Regions from separate parts of the Homo sapiens genome. Here region 2 is linked to region 1. A link is an interaction called in ENCODE POLR2A ChIA-PET data of the cell type or tissue named here. Cell type or tissue: CD4-positive, alpha-beta T cell. All regions are shown on one strand. Links, peaks and the distances in the headings refer to the core of each region. The heading gives the core; the rest is flanking DNA.

Region 1 (8,331 bases), core at 103-8,102:
ATATATTTTGAAGTGACGTAGCATGATGACTCCAGCTTTGTTCTTTTGCTCAGGATTACTTCAGCTATTCTGATTCTTTCTTGGCTCCATACAAATGTTAGAATTGTTTTTTCTATTTCTATGAAAAATGATGTTATTTTGATAAGGACTGCATTGCATCTGTAGATTGCTTTTGGCAGTGTGGTCATTTTAATGATACTAATTCTTCCAATTCATGAGCATGGGATGTCTTTAAATTTGTTTGTGTCCTTTTCAATTTCTTTCATCAGTGTTTTGTAATTTTTCTTGTAGAGATCTTTCACCTACTCGGTTAAATGTATTCTTTTTTTTTTTTTTTTAAACACTATAGTAAACAGGACTGCTGCCTTGATTTCTTTTTTTGCTATTTCATTATTGATATATAGAAACAGTACTGGTTTTTGTATGTTGATTTTGTATCCTCCAAATTTACTGAATTTATCAGTTCTTATAGTCTTTTGGTGGAGTATTTAAGTTTTTCTGCATATAAGATCATGTAATCTGCAAAGTAATGAATTTTACTTCCGTATGGAAGTCAACTTGGATGCCTGTTATTTCTGTTGCCAGATTGCTCTGGTTAGAATTGTCAATATTATGTTGAATAAGAGTTGTGAAGGTGGGTGTTCTTGTTTTGTTTTAGGTCTTAGAGGAAAAATTTTAGCTTTTTCCTGTTGAGTATAATGTTAGCTGTGAGTTTGTCCTATATGGCCTTTATTATTTTGCAGAATGGTCCTTCTGTGCTTAGTTTGAGAGTTTTTAATATGAAGCGATGTTGAATTTTATCAAATGCTTTTTCTGCATCTGAGATGATCATATGGGTTTTGTCCTTTATTCTATTGATGTGATACCTATTATGTTAAACCATCCTTGCATTCCAAGTGTGAGTCCCACTTGATCATGGTGTATTACCTTTTGATGTTTTGTTGAATTCGGTTTGCTAGCATTTTGTTGGGGATTTTTGCATTGATGTTTCTTGGGGATATTGACCTGTAGTTTCCTTTTTTGATGTTGTTGTATCCTTGACTGGTCAGGGCCTTGTAGAATGAGTTAAGGAGAATTCCCTTCTCTTGGATTTTTGGAATAGTTTGAAGAGGATTGGTATTAGTTCCTTTGTATACATTTGGTAGAATTCAGCATTGAATCTATCCAGTCCTAGGCTTTTCTTTGGTTGGGAGACATTTTATTACTGATTCAGTCTCATTACTCATTGTTGGTCTGTTCAGGGTTTCTGTTTCTTCCTGATTCAGTCTGGGTAGGTTGTATGTTTTTTGGAATTCATCAATTTTCTCTAGATTTTCCAATTTGTTAGCATTCATACTATTCTCTGCTGTCTTTCATATTTCTGTGGTATCAGTTGTAATGTCTCCTTTTTCAATTTTGATTTTGCTGATTTGGTTCTTACCTCTTTTTTTTGCCTTGTCTAGCTAGCAGTTCATCAATTTTGTTTACCTTTTGAAGAACCAATTTTTCATTTCATTGATTTTTTTTTTTTTTTTTGAGAGGGAGAGGGGGTCTCTGTCTAATCTTCATTATATCTTTTCTTCTGCTGATTTTGGGTTTGATTTGTTCTTGCTTTTCTAGTTCCTTGAGGTGCATCATTAGATTGTTTATTTGCAGTCTTTCTACTTTTTTGATGTAGATGTTTACTGCTATAAACTTTTTAGTGTTGTTTTTGCTGTATCACATAGGTTTTGGCATGTTGCGTTTCCATTTTCATTTGAAGAAATTTTTTTATATCCATCTTAATTTCTTCATTGGCACAGTGGTGGATTGTGTTATTAAAAATATATATATATTTTGAAGATGGAGTCTTGCTCTGTCACCCAGGCTGGAGTGCAGTAATGCGATCTCTTCTCGCTGCAACCTCTGCCTCCTGGGGTCCAGCAATTCTCCTGCCTCAGCCTCCTGAGTAGCTGGGACTATAGGCATGTACCACCACGCCTGGTTAATTTTTTTTATATTTTTAGAAGAGATGGGTTTCACCATGTTAGCCAGGCTGGTCTCAAACTCCTGACCTCAGGCAGTCCACCAGCCTCAGCCTCCCAAAGTGCTGGGGTTACAGGCGTGAGCCACCGCACCTGGTTATGTTATTTCTCTTCTCTTCTCTTCTCGTCTCGTCTCGTCTCGTCTCTCTTTTTTTTGAGACAGATACTCACTGTATTGCCAGGTTGTAGTGCAGTGGCTTGATCTCAGCTCATGGCAACCTCCACTTCCCAGGTTCAAGTGATTCTCCTGCCTCAGCCTCCCGAGTAGCTAGGACTACAGGCGCCCACCACCATGCCCAGCTAATTTTTGTATTTTTAGTAGAGACGGGATTTCACCATGTTGGCCAGGATGATCTCAATCTCTTGACCTTGTGATCCGCCCACCTCAGCTGCCCAAAGTGCTGGGATTACAGGCGTGAGCCACTGTGCCTGGCTATGTTATTTAATTTTTATGTATTTGTATAGTTTCCTAAGTTCCTCTTTGTGTTGATTTTTAATTTTATTCCATTGTAAATTGAGAAGATTCTTGATATGATTTTGATTTTTAAAGATTTGTTTTGTGTCCTGACATACGGTCTGTCCTGGAGAATGTTCCATATGCTGATGAGAGCAGTTGTTGGATAAAATGTTTTGTAAATGTCTGTTAGGTCCATTTGGTCTAAAGTCTAGTTGGAGTCCAGTGTTCGTTTTTTGATTTTCTGTGCCAGTGATCTATCTAATGTTGAGAGTGGGTTGTTGAAGTCTCTCACTATTATTGTATTGGAGTTTATCCCTCTCTTTAGGTTTAGTAATATTTGCTTTCTGAATCTGAATTTTCCAGTTTGGTGCATATATATTTAGAATTGTTATATCCTCTTGCTGGTTATCCCTTTGTCGTTATATAATGACCTAATCTTTTTTACAGTTTTTTTTTTCTTAAAGTCTCTTTTATCTGATGTAAGTATAGCTACTCCTGCTTACTTCCTGTGGTTTCCCTTTGCATAAAATATCTTTTTTCATACCTTTACTTTCCATCTGTATGCATCCTTACAGGTGAAGTGTGTTTTTTGTGGGCAATAAGTAGTTGGACCTTGTTTTTTAATTCATTCACCTAGTTGATATCTTGTAAGTGGAGAATTTAATCCATTACATTTAAGGTTATTATTGATATGTGAGGTTTTGTTTTTGTCCTATTGTTTTCTAGTTGTTTTGTATATTCTTTCTTTTCCTTTCTTTTTGTCGTTGTGGTTTTGTGGTTTTCTGTAGGGGTGGTTTGAGTCCTTTCTCTTTCTTCTTACTTTGTGTATTTGCTTTACTCCAGTGAGTTTTGTACTTTTGTATGTTTTCATGGTGGCAAATGTCATCCTTTTGCTTCCAGGTTTAGAATTCCCTTGAGCATTTCGTGTAGGGTGGTCTAATGGTGATGAATTTCCTCAGCTTTTGCTTGTCTGGAGAAGACTTTATTTCTCCTTCATTTATGAAGGATAATTTTGCTGTATGTAATATCCTTGGCTGAAAGTTTTTTTTTTTTCCTTTCAGCACTTTTGAATATATCATCCCCTTCTATGTTGACTGTAAGATTTCTGCTGAGAAATCTGTTAGTCTGATGGGGGGGTCTTTTATAGGTGACTGGATACCTTTCTCTTGTTTTTAGAATTCTTTGTCTTTGTCTTTAGACAACCTGAGTAAAATGTGCCGTAGAGAAGACCTTTTTGCATTGTTTTTAGGGATCTTAGAGCCTCCTCTATCTGGATGTCTGTATCTCTTGCTAGACCTGGGAAGTTCTTTTTTTTTGAGACAGAGTCTCGCTTTGTCACCCAGGCTGGAGTGCAGTGGCGCGATCTCCGCTCACTGCAACCTCAGCCTGCCAGGCTCAAGCAATTCTTCTGCCTCAGCCTTCCGAGTAGCTGGGATTACAGGTGTGCACCACTACCACCCGGCTAATTTTTGTGTTTTTAGTAGAGACAGGGTTTCACCATGTTGATCAGGCTGGTCTCGAACTTCTGACTTTGTGATCCGCCCGCCTCAGCCTCCCAAAGTGCTGGGATTACAGGTGTGAGCCATCGCACCCGGCCCAGACCTGGGAAGTTTTAATCTAGTATTTTGTTGAGTTGATTTTCCATATTATTGGTCACTGTGTTTTGACTGGGTTATTTCAAAAGACTGGCTTCAAGTTGTGAATTTCTTCTGCTTGATCTAGTCTATTGTTGAAACTTCTGAATACATTTTGGATTTCGATTGTTTTTTGTTTTTTTTTTTTTTTTTTTTTTTGATGGAGTGTTGCTCTGTTGCCCAGGCTAAAGTGACCCCAGTTTACTGCAGCCTCTGCCCCCTAGGTTCAAGTGATTCTCCTGCTTCAGCCTCCTAAGTAGCTGTGATTACAGGCAGGTACCACCACACCTGGCTGACTTTTGTATTTTTGTAGAGATGAGGTTTTGCCGTGTTGGCCAGGCTGATGTTGCAGTCCTGTACTCAAGTGATCTGCCAGCCTTGGCCTCCCAAAGTGCTGGGATTACAGGCATGAGCCACTGTGCCCAGCCTCTGTTTTGTTCTTTTTAAATTCTCTCTCTCTCTCTCTCTCTCTCTCTCTATATATATATATATATATATATATAATTATTACTGAATTACAGAATAAAAATAAATAATTAATTTATTATTCATATTATTCATGTCCTGAATAACCATTCTGATTTCTTTGTATTTTCAGAATTATTTTGTATCGCACATAGCTTCTTTAGTATTAAAATTTTGAATTATTTTTCCAATATTTTTAAAAACTTTTTAATGGTATGTGTTCCTACGGAATTATTGTGTGCCCTTTGGAGGTGTCTCTCTCTCGCTTTTTTTTTTTTTTTGGCTTTTTAATGTTTCCTGTATATGTTGATATCTGTGCATCTGATGTGATAATAGCTTCTCCCAATTTTTTTGAATTTGCTTTCATAGGGGAGAACATTTTATTGAAGATATATCTATGGTGTTGCTTGGGTAGGCACCGTAGTTGTGATTCTGGATGTGTGCAGTCATGTAATCTCTGGATGATTTATTTGGCTTAAACAGTATCAGCAGTGGCTATGATTTTTCTCAGTGGTTTAGGGTGCAATTATTAGTGGAGGCAGTGGTGAAGTTTTGCTGGGGACTAGGATGCCAAGTAGACCAGCCTTTGCACCTCAGTCGTGGACCAAGCATGCCTCACCTTGGGCCCAGGGTGGCATATGCTGGTACTGGTGTTAGTGGGTCCAGGTAGGCTGATTCTTGTGCCTCGAGGTGGAGGCCCATACTTCCTCAGATGCCAGTAGTGGTAGCAGTTGGCTCTGTAGGTTGGACGGTTCTCGGGTCTGCAGCCAGCCAGTGTGGTGTGCGAAGACGGTGGCAGTGGTGGGTCAACCCTCTGGATCCCAGGAAGAGTGCACTTGTATTGGTGGTGGCTACAGTGGACTGGGCAGGCCAGTCTCCAGACCTACAGATGGTACATGCAGATAGGTGCCAGCTGTGGCAGTAGCAGCAGGGTGGGTAGGCCTAACCTCAGATCCCCAGGACAAGTGTTCAGGTGCTAATGATGTTGGATTGCGCTGGGCAGTCCCCTGTACTCCAGACTTGTGTGCTCTGGCATGGGCTGAGGGTGGGGCAAAGCTGGGTTGGTGGGCTTGTCCTCAGGCCCCCTGATGGTATTTGCAGGTACCAGTCATGGTAGGCAGGGGCAGGGTGATCCCTAAGTCACCAGCAGAATGTTCAGGTAGCCGGGGCAGCATTGGTCACACCGTTGCCCTGTCACTGGAGAGCCCAGGGCCATGTTAGTGGAGGCAAGTGTAGGCCAGCAGATGGGGAACACTCATGCATCAGCCCTAGCAGTGGTTCCCCACATCTCAGCCCTGTGTGCAGTAGCCCACACTTTGCTCATTCACGCCTCCACCCTGGGAGCAGTAGCTGGTGTATCTCTTGGCCTTAGTCCTAGCGCTGCTGGGCCCTAGGACAGTGTGTAGCCTGTTGGGTACAAGACTCTTAAGATGGTGCTTTGCTGTTGCTGCTTAGGTCTTAGAACATGTATGGGATACAGCATAAGCATCCTCCCTGTGGCTGTGCTGTCAACACAATCTCCTCGCAGTTCCTTATGTTTATTTCAGAGCCTGAAAGGATCTAGGAGCTCTCCCATGGCTAGGATTGCAGAAGTCCATGTGGGAATGTTGACAGCTGAGGGTCTCTAACCTGTTCTTTCCCTGCATTAGGGAGCCTCTCTTGGCTCCTGGCCAAGCAGGCTGCCTTGCTTCCCTTTCCTTCCTTGTTTTAGGTATTGGTTGTTAGTTTTTTGTTGAATTCCAGTGTTTTCTCTTGGACGATCTATACAAATTGTGGTTACCTTCTAACTATTTTGGTTCTTAGTGGAAGAGACAAATACAAAATGCCTCTAGTCACCCATCTTGAAACCCCTCTCTCAATCCTATTTAATTCATAATAATGAATTCATAATAATGATGGGCACTGTTTGTCAGATGTTTACTATGTGGTAGACAGCATACTGTCTACCATGACTGGTGCCTGCACATACCATTAGGGGTCCTGAGGACAATATTAGTATATGCTTCGCATATGTAAGTTAATCCTTGCCCCAGCCCTGTGAAATTGTTGGTACCACCCTCACTTTATAGATGAGGTATATGAGGTTGTGTGAGGTTAAGTTATTTGCACGAGGGAGCAGGATTTGGACTTTTAACTATTTTCACACCATATTAACCTCTAGGAAAGAATAAGTCATTCAGTCTCTCGGGATGTGGGTTAGGGATAACTTACAGGCTTAATTACTTACTTAGTTAAATATTTCTGAAGACTATTCCATTCACAGTCTTTTTCCTGAATAAGCCACTGGATGGGTACTTACTTGACCTCCTAGGCAGTTTGAAAGTGGGAAATAGGAACTCAGGTTGATGAGCATTATTATTTCTGTCATTAGACAGGTATACTTCTGTCTTATTTACCAATCTTGTGTAATTGCATTGGCTTACTAATAAAAACTTAAGTCTAAACAATGTTCTTCTGGCGTCTACTCATACTGTATTCTTCTCCTGAGATCACTGTTTGTCTCCATCTTTTCACATCTAGTGGGCTGAAAATGCAGCATTTGAGAAGTCACTGCCATCTCTTTCGTCAGGCTCTCTTTCTTTGCTTCAGTGACACCACAGTCATGGTTTTCTTCTTATCTTACTGGTGTCAATTTTCTGTATGAACTCCTCTTCTAGGACCCATCCTTGAAATGTTGGAGAGCCTCAACATGTGGTCCCAGGCTGGCGTTTAAGAAAACTTCCATTCCTCCTGTTCCAGTTTTTACCATCTCAGTAAGGGCACTTTTAATCACTAGCCAGAAACCCATGACTCATTCATCTTCTACCCTGCTACCAAATCTAATTTGTCATCAAGTTTAGATGATTTTTTTTTTTTTTTTTTTTTGAGACGGAGTTTCGCTCTGTTGCCCAGGCTGGAGTGCAGTGGCGCGATCTCGACTCACTGCAAGCTCCGCCTCCCGGGTTCACGCCATTCTCCTGCCTCAGCCTCCCGTGTAGCTGGGACTACAGGCACGCGCCACCATGCCCGGCTAATTTTTGTATTTTTAGTAGAGACGGGGTTTCACCGTGTTAGCCAGGATGGTCTCGATCTCCTGACCTCGTGATCCGCCCGTCTCGGCCTCCCAAAGTGCTGGGATTACAGGCGTGAGCCACTGCGCCCGGCCAAGTTTAGATGATTCTAATTTCTAGATGCACTGCAAGTCCTTGTCCGTGTTCAGTACTACTACCGTCTTTGTCTGGAGGGACATAATTTTTAATCCAGATTGTGAAATAGCCTCCTAAAAAAAAATCTTTGTTTCCACTCATCCCCGTCAGTCCCTTTGCTACATAAGAGTCAGAGGGATGATCTTTTTAAAAAGTGAGTCATACTATTTGCCTTTGGTGTCTTCCTACTGATCTTAGCAAAAATTCAGAACACCTGTACATGGCTTACAAGGCCTTATGATCTGTTCCTTCCCCTCTCTCCAACTTTGTCTTTTACCAGCCTCTCCACAAGGCTTTAGCTGTATTACCTGTTTTTTCTTCTTTCAATATTTCTGGGTCTTTTGGACAAGTTTTTCTGTCTTACTCTTTGTCTAGTTAACACCTACCTAACCTTTAAGCCTTGTCTTAAATATTTTTTTAGACAGGTCTTTCTTGCTTCCTAGTATTTCACTCTTGTGGTACCTTTTTCTCTTCCATTATAGTATGTGTTGGAATTTATATTCATGTATTTGTTTTAATGTTTGCCTTGCTCCTTAAATTGTAAATTCCCAGAGAGCTAAAATCTTGTCTGTCTTGCTTGCTACATT
Region 2 (8,331 bases), core at 1-8,000, 1.7 Mb after region 1:
CGCCGCGCCCGCCTCCGCCGCCGCCGGCCCGCCCGGCGCGTCCTGCAAGCCGCCGCTGCCGCCGCACTACACGTCCACCGCACAGATCACCGTGCGGGCCCTGGGCGCCGACAGGCTCCTGCTGCACGGGCCCGATCCCGTTCCCGGCGCCGCGGGCTCCGCCGCTGCCCCGCGCGGCCGCTGCCTCCTGCTCGCCCCGGCGCCCGCAGCCCCGGTCCCGCCGCGGCGGGGCTCCTCGGCCTGGCTCCTGGAGGAGCTGCTGCGGCCCGACTGCCCCGAGCCCGCGGGCTTGGACGCGACACGGGAGGGGCCCGATCGGAACTTCCGACTGAGCGAGCACCGCCAGGCCCTGGCCGCCGCCAAGCACCGAGGCCCCGCGGCGACCCCGGGGAGCCCCGATCCCGGCCCCGGTCCGTGGGGCGAAGAGCACTTGGCGGAGAGGGGCCCCAGGGGCTGGGAGAGGGGCGGCGATCGCTGCGACGCGCCCGGTGGGGACGCGGCGCGGAGGCCCGACCCAGAGGCCGAGGCACCCCCCGCCGGGAGCATCGAGGCCGCCCCGAGTAGTGCGGCGGAGCCGGTGATCGTCTCCAGGTCGGATCCCAGAGACGAGAAGCTGGCCCTATACCTGGCCGAGGTGGAGAAGCAGGACAAGTATCTGCGGCAGAGGAATAAGTACCGATTCCACATCATTCCAGACGGCAACTGCCTCTACCGAGCTGTCAGCAAGACGGTGTATGGGGACCAGAGCCTGCACCGGGAGTTGAGGGAGCAGACGGTGCACTACATCGCCGACCATCTCGACCACTTCAGCCCCCTGATTGAGGGCGACGTGGGGGAGTTTATCATCGCTGCTGCCCAAGACGGGGCATGGGCCGGGTACCCGGAGTTGCTGGCCATGGGGCAGATGCTGAATGTGAATATCCATTTAACTACTGGAGGGAGGCTGGAGAGTCCCACGGTGTCTACCATGATTCATTATTTGGGCCCAGAGGATTCCCTGAGGCCTAGTATTTGGCTCAGTTGGCTCAGTAACGGACACTATGATGCTGTATTTGATCACTCCTATCCTAACCCAGAGTACGACAACTGGTGCAAACAAACTCAAGTGCAAAGGAAACGCGACGAAGAACTTGCCAAATCTATGGCCATATCCTTGTCTAAAATGTATATTGAACAAAATGCATGCTCTTGAAATGTCTCAAAACCTTACACCCTGGGAATAATTGCATATATAACTTGTGTTTGGAGAATCACATGAACTTTAATCAGGGTAATAGCACTTTCAAACTTGCTAGTAGATTTTACTGTAGGTGTAATGCCTTAATCATCTTTTTGAATGTTTTCTCAGAGCTGGAGGTTGCTGGGCACCTAAATGATGTTTCATGATAGCTTTGGGTGATTTTACTGCTATTTATAATTTGCTGTATAAAGTGAGCATTACTTAATTTGCAAGCTGATTTCTCACAGTGTAAATTTGTTCATTCCTGGTAGTCTATTTTCTATAAAAATGTATTTTTGCACAACATTTTTAAAAACTGGTGTACCTTCATCTATGACGTGTTCCATTTTGACAAACAGCTTTCAGGCGTAAATCCAGAGAAGTGCTTTATATGAAATGTATTATTTTGAACAGAGTTTGTGATTTGGTAGTTATTTTATGTTGTTGAAATTTGAATTTCACAATTCTTAGATAATTATTTCAAATGGATATTGATGCATTCTTGTTACCAGATGTTTGGCCCATTCCATTTTGATGAAACAGAGCTGTTGTTTTGGAAGTCATTATTTTTCTAGAAATGGCGAATCTTTTAAAGAAAATTACTTAATGGAAGGTTGTGGGAAGGTGTTTTTTTGTGTTTTTTTTTTGGTTTTTGTTTTGTTTTTCCTCTTTTAAGGGATAGTAGCAGGTCTTACTTGAATGAAAGTCTGATATTTGCTGATGGCAGAATGATTATTCTGTACCCTGGTTGATGTGTAGAGTAGATTGTCTGGTGCTCTCAGTTGTTTTTATTTACATTTGTCACGTTGTTGTAAGAGAATGTTAACATGGTATAAAACTCTGTGACAAGATAAGCCTCCTGCTTTATATAACTTCTTGAATCCAGCTAAGAGATTTATAAACTAATGGCATAAATGTCTGGAGCCAACCTTGGCAGTTATAGCAGGAGAACACTGTCTTAATATTTCTTTACATTCTTTCAAAAGGCAAAATAGGATTGCCCTGTATTGATGTAGAAATGTCTGTAAACAGAGCTTGTATGGTTTGCTGGGTCAAACAATGTTTCCAACTTAAAATCAATCTCATTGCCACTTTAACTACTTTTAGTCATATTTATTAAGTAATGCAGTTTGTACTTTTTTTATTTTGTAACATTTTGTGATTTTTTTGTACAAAACTGTATTTGTACAATAGAGCAATTCCCAGCTGATGGAATGAATGAATAAAATGCAAAATTATACTTTTACAATGCCTTTTTGGATAGAGTGGTTTTTAAATTGTGATGTTTGTAGGAAACTTTCTTGCATGTATGCATGTACACAATTTTTTTTTTCCATAAAGATGCCACAGCAATAGAGAGGTTTCCTAAATTATCACATGAAGAGGATAGGCTAATCATGAGTAATTTCAAAGGATAAGTCTGAATAAAATATAATTTAAAAGTGGAGTAATCCAAGAAATTGCTCTCATTATTTCTAATTATAATTTCTGTCTACAGTTATAGCTGTACCTATTGGCTAATGAAAAAGGAAGTGCAAGTTTTGTGTCAGCCAGCAGAATGTCTAATTAAATGTCATACTTTTGTATTCCACTCACTCTCAGTATAGAGTTTAACGTTTTAGAGAGTAACCAAAGAGATGCCCTAATTTTTGTCTAGTCTGGCCTCTTGAGACCACGGGAATCTGTTTTAAGATGTTGAAAAGTGCATGCTATAGTTTGAATATATGTGTCCCACCACCCCAAATTCATGTGTTCGTCCCCATTATGGTGGTATTAAGAGGTTGGGCTTTTGGGGAAGTGATTTAAGGCATGAGCGCTCTGTCTTCATGAATGAATTAGTTGCCTTTTATAAAAAGGTCTGGAAGCAACTAGCTTAGGCCCATTTTGCTGTTCTGTTGTTCTGCCACAGGAGGACACCTAGATGGTGTCATCTGTGAGGAAGGGGCCTCCGCCTGATGTGGAACCTGCGAGCACCTTGATCTTGGGCTTCCCAGCCAACAGACTGTGAGAAATACAAATTTCTGTTCTTTATAAATTATAGGTATTTTGTTGCAGTAGCACAAATGGACTAAGTTGGTGCACCTGTGTGCATAATGTTGGGGTATGTGTAATGCATAAGAAAAGCAGCTATTTTGGATATTTTACTTTTCAGTTATTTAGACATCACAGTCATAGACACAACTGAACTTGATTGAGTTCATTGGTTAACCACATTCTTGGAAGGATGCCGTTGAATATCAAGGAAAGAATTTGTCAACGGTTTAAATGTTTACTAATCACAGATCTCTGGATTTTTGTGTAGGTAAGTTTTGCTTCATGGCTTCAGTAAGTAATTTGGGAAGAAAGAAATTCTATTATTTGAATTACCTGGCTACCCCTTTTCTCCACTTTATTTAGAGCTGTATAACATTTGGAGATGCTTAAAATTTTATACAAGTATGAGTAGAACACACAAGAATTCCTAAAAAGCCTTCTGTAAGCCTATTACTGTTTTAGGTAGCTTACTCTGTGTTCTGTTTCATTTTCAAATTAGGATTCCAAGTCCTGATTTCTTTTCTTTTTTCTTACGTTTTTATTGAGACAGGGTCTCCCTCTGTCACCTAGGCTAGAGTGCAATGGCACAGTCATGGCTCACTGCAGCCTCAACCTCAGAGCTCAAGTGATTCTCCCGAATACCTCAGCCTCCTAAGTAACTGGGGCTACAACGGTCGTCCAGCATCACACCCAGCTAATTTTTAAAAAAATTTTTTAGTAGAGATGTAGTCTCACTATGTTGCCTAGGCTGGTCTTAAATTCCTGAGCTTAAGTGATCCTCCTGCCTCAGCCTCCCAAGGTGGTGGGATTACAGGCATAAGTCACCCTGCCCAGTCCTGTTTTTAAATTTAATTTTAACATTTTGTTTATTATTTTTGAGACAGGGTGTTGTCGTGTCCCCCAGGCTGGAGTGCAGTGGCACAATCATGGCTTACTGCAGCCTCTACCTCCTGGGCTCAAGTTAGCCTCTCACCTTGGCTGCTGAGTAGCTGGGACTATAAGCATGTACCACCATGCTCAGCTAATTTTTTATTATTCATAGAGGTCGGTGGGGCGGGGGTTCGCCCTGTGTTGCCCAGGCTGGTCTTGAACTCCTGGCCTCAGGCAATCCTCCCACCTCAGCCTCCCAAAGTGCTGGGATTACAGGTGTGAATCACACACTCAGCCTTGAAAAAGAAAATCTGGAGATAATTTCATTACTTTGTTCAAGTTTATCTTATGTGCTTTTCCTAAAAAAAAAGTTATACAATTTTTTTCCAAGTTTTGCATTTTGAGAATCATTAGCACTTTACCATGACATTTAGTGCTCATGTGGAAGAAAGGCATTAGGGAAGAAAAATAGATTGTAATCCTTTGGACGTTTGATAATTTGATATGTAGGTAAATGTACTGGATAAATTCAAGTATGTAGCATGTTCACATTAAATAGTTATTTGTTACATCCTAAGTTCAGATGTCATTTTTTTGTACATCCCTAGAATGTCTATCTCAAAGAGGCACTGAGAAACTAGATGACATTTAATTCAGTTTGATTTCCCAAATTTACTAAGCTCAATAGGCACATTCCCTGTTGAATCCCTGGGTTCAAACCCAAGTACCTAGCAGAGCGAGTGCTCAGTAAATTGCTTTTTTCTTTTTTTTTTTTTAGACAGAGTCTTGCTTTGTCGCCCAACCTGGAGTGCAATTGTGTGGTCTTGGCTCAGTGCAACCTCCACCTCCCGGGTTCAAGCAGTTCTCCTGCCTCAGCCTCCCGAGTAGCTGGGATTACAGGTGCCTGCCACCATGCCCAAGTAATTTTTTGTATTTTTATTTATTATTTATTTATTTATTTATTTGAGATGGAGTCTCGCTCTCACCCAGGCTGGAGTGCAGTGGCATGATCTTGGCTCACTGCAACCTCCGCCTCCCGAGTTCAAGTGATTCTCCTGCCTCAGCCTCCTGAATAGCTGAGACTACACGTGCGTGCCACCACGCCCAGCTAATTTTTTTTTTGTATTTTTAGTACAGATGGGGTTTCACCATGTCAGTCAGGATGGTCTCGATACCCTGACCTCGTGATCCGCCTGCCTTGGCCTCCCAAAGTGCTGGGATTACAGACGTGAGCCACTGTGACTGGCCTTGTATTTTTAATATTAGAGACGAGGTTTTGCCATGTTGTTCAGGCTGGTCTCCAACTCCTGACCTTGAGTGATCCACCCACCTCGGCCTCCCAAAGTGCTGGGATTGCAGGCATGAGTCGCTACACCCCGCCAAATTTTTGAATGAAGGAATTAATTGAAGGGAAATGGAGCTTTGGAAAATATTTAGTTGGAGAATGTGAAATTAAATGAAAATAACTTGACTCTAAAGGTACTGGGAATTATTAATGACAAAGTAATTATGCGCGTTTTAAACTCAAATAATAGAAAAAGATATTGCAGTATTGAATTCTGTAACTGACAAAATGGTTTTTGAAACCAAAAATGAGAATTCATTGATTTTATCTTTCTGTCATCTTCCAAACATCTTGAGAAACCAGGTCAACTGTAATTATTTAAAAATAGAACTTCACTAATCTGCTGTGATCTTGAAGGTGTTGCCTTCTCCAAAATGACTTGCTCTGTTTTGCTTTGGGGGTCACTGCCATCCCACATCCAGTCTCTAGCAATTCCTAGTGTGACTGTTTTCTCTGTAGCCTGGTTGAGAAGGAAATGTTGAACAGATTTCAAGCATGAGTTACGACTGCTGTGTTCAATAATACTGGCTGCAAGCTTATGTCATTGGTCAGTGGGACCAAGGCAAGTAGTGTAAATCAGATCAGAACAGCTGTTGGAAAAAAATGTATTTCTTCCTGTTGTAAATTAGATCAATGACAATGATTCTATGAGTAAAGGTCAGGGAGAGTTCACTGTCATCAGTTAACTTACAGTAAAACCTTATCTAGCCTTGTTTCTCACAATTGAATTTTCTAAATAATTGAACAGTTCCTTTTTGTGTAAAATATGAAACAAAAGGCCGGGCGCGGTGGCTCACGCCTGTAATCCCAGCACTTTGGGAGGCCGAGGTGGCGGATCACAAGGTCAGGAGATCAAGACCAGCTGGCTAACATTGGTGAAACCCCATCTCTAATAAAAATAGAAAAATTATCTGGGCGTGGTGGCGGGTGCCTGTAGTCCCAGCTACTATAGGGGCTGAGGCAGGAGAATCGCTTGAACCCGGGAGGTTGAGGTTGCAGTGAGCTGAGATCACACCGTTGCACTCCAGCCTGGGCAACAAGAGTGAAACTCCGTCTCAAAAAAAAAAAAAAAAAGTAATTTATGGTGTACTAATTTTTCTTTATAAAATAACTGAATATGAGGCTGGGCACAGTGGCTCACGCCTGTAATCCCAGCACTTTGGGAGGCCAAGGTGGGCAGATCACAAGGTCAGGAGTTTGAGACCAGCCTGGCCAATATGGGGAAACCCTGCCTCTACTAAAAAATACAAAAATTAGCTGGGCGTGGTGGCTCACACCTGTAGTCCCAGCTACTCGGGAGGCTGAGGCAGGAGAATCGCTGGAACCCGGGGGGCGGAGGTTGCAGTGAGCTGAGATAGCGCAACTGCACTCCAGTCTGGGCAACGGGGCGAGACTCCGTCTCAAAAAAAAAACAAAAAAACTAAATATGGTTTAATCATTTAGTGCTTTAGTGCTTGCAGATGGCTGAAATGTGACAGTTCATTTGTACTTAAAGGGATCTCAGAGTGCTAGGACTTTTTTTTTTTTTAATTTGTTTCAAGATGGGATCTCACTCTGTTGCCCAGGCTGGAGTGCAGTGGCATGATCATGGCTCACTGCAGCCTTGAATTCCCGGGCTCAAGCGATCCTTCCATCTCAACATCCTGAGTAGCTGGAACCACAGGTGCATGCCACCATCCCACACCTCTCCCTCGCTAATTTTTTTATTATTATTTTTGGTAGAGATGGGGTCTCAAACTCCTGAGCTCAAGTGATCCTCACCCTTCAGCCTCCCAGAGTGCTTGGTTTACTGGCCTGAGCCACCACGCCCAGCTAGTGCTGGGAATTTTATCTTTGTGATTATACTTTTCCTGTCTACTTCCTCGCATTATAAAAGCTCTTACCATTGTCACTTTCCAACCTCAATTCCCACTATGATTTTCTATGTTCAGTTAGAGACACTAATCAATGTGCTTGTCAGAATTGACTCTAAAATCATAAGAAATGGTTTTCTCTTTTTTAAATAACACAACCTGTCATACTAGAAATGAGTTTCTAATTCAGAACTGTGATGCTCTGCTGTAAGTAATGTGTTTAAGCTTTAGTTTTTGGTCAACCAGAGTGCTTTTTTGCTGCTTGCCTTGTCTTCTTTTTTCATTGTTTAGTGGTATCCTGGATTTGTCTGATTAAGGGATCTCTGAGTGTGTGCAGTGACATATTCAGAAAACAAATGGGTTGGCTATATTAAATCTCAAAATTGGAGCTGATTTGTCATGGCCTAGTTAATATTTTGTTTCCTCCCTACCATATATAATCCTTCATAGTGTGTCCCTGCTGTTGTCTTTCTTCTATTTATACCTTTTTTTTTTTATTTATTGTATTTTTTTTTTTAGGGCTAGGATCTTGACCTGTCACCCAGGCTGGAGTGCGGTGGCGTGATCATAGCTCACTGCAGCCGTAAACTCCTGGGCTTAAGCAATCGTCCTGCTTCAGCCTCTTGAGTAGCTAGCATTATGTTGCCCATGCTGGTCTTGAATTCCTGGGCTCAAGCAATCTTCCTATCTGGGCCTCCTGAGTTGCTGGGATTAGGCATGAGCCACTGTTCCCAGCCTGTTTATAAATTTTTAATTATGTCCTTTTTGAGATAGGGTCTTGCTCTTTGTCACCCAGGATGGAGTGCAGTGGTGCAGTCACAGTTCATTGCAGCCTCGACCTCCTGGGATCAAGCAATTCTCCTACCTCAGCCTCTGGAGTAGCTGGGACCACAGGTGTGGGCCACCACATCTGGCTAATTTTTTTTTTCTTTTGTAGAGATGGGGTCTCACTATGTTGTCCTGGCTGGTTTTGAACTCCTGGCCTCAAGCAGTCCACCCACCTTGACTTC

Evidence for each region. Peaks named below come from ENCODE experiments on the same cell type or tissue, not always from the same donor. Only the 100,000 strongest peaks of a DNase experiment are listed, where the experiment ranks them.
Region 2: POLR2A ChIA-PET joins it to region 1 with 10 read pairs; 2 of 35 experiments call an interaction of 5 or more read pairs at or near these places.

Annotation. Positions count from the first base shown.
Region 1 is chr10:21,699,787-21,708,117 of GRCh38, forward strand. The region is part of intron 13 of MLLT10 (MLLT10 histone lysine methyltransferase DOT1L cofactor); the gene reads left to right. Among named protein-coding and RNA genes, the nearest start is that of MLLT10, 170 kb to the left of the region's middle. In CD4-positive, alpha-beta T cell, for the core only: no CTCF peak of the experiment used is centred there; DNase peaks (open chromatin) are centred at 2,975 and 3,245.
Region 2 is chr10:23,439,712-23,448,042 of GRCh38, forward strand. It overlaps OTUD1 (OTU deubiquitinase 1), which reads left to right. Exons shown (of 1, transcript NM_001145373.3): 1 at 1-2,666. The coding sequence ends at 1,192. Among named protein-coding and RNA genes, the nearest start is that of OTUD1, 4.8 kb to the left of the region's middle. RefSeq lists silencers at 1-72, 213-582. In CD4-positive, alpha-beta T cell, for the core only: no CTCF peak of the experiment used is centred there; DNase peaks (open chromatin) are centred at 350 and 760; H3K4me3 peaks cover 2,509 bases.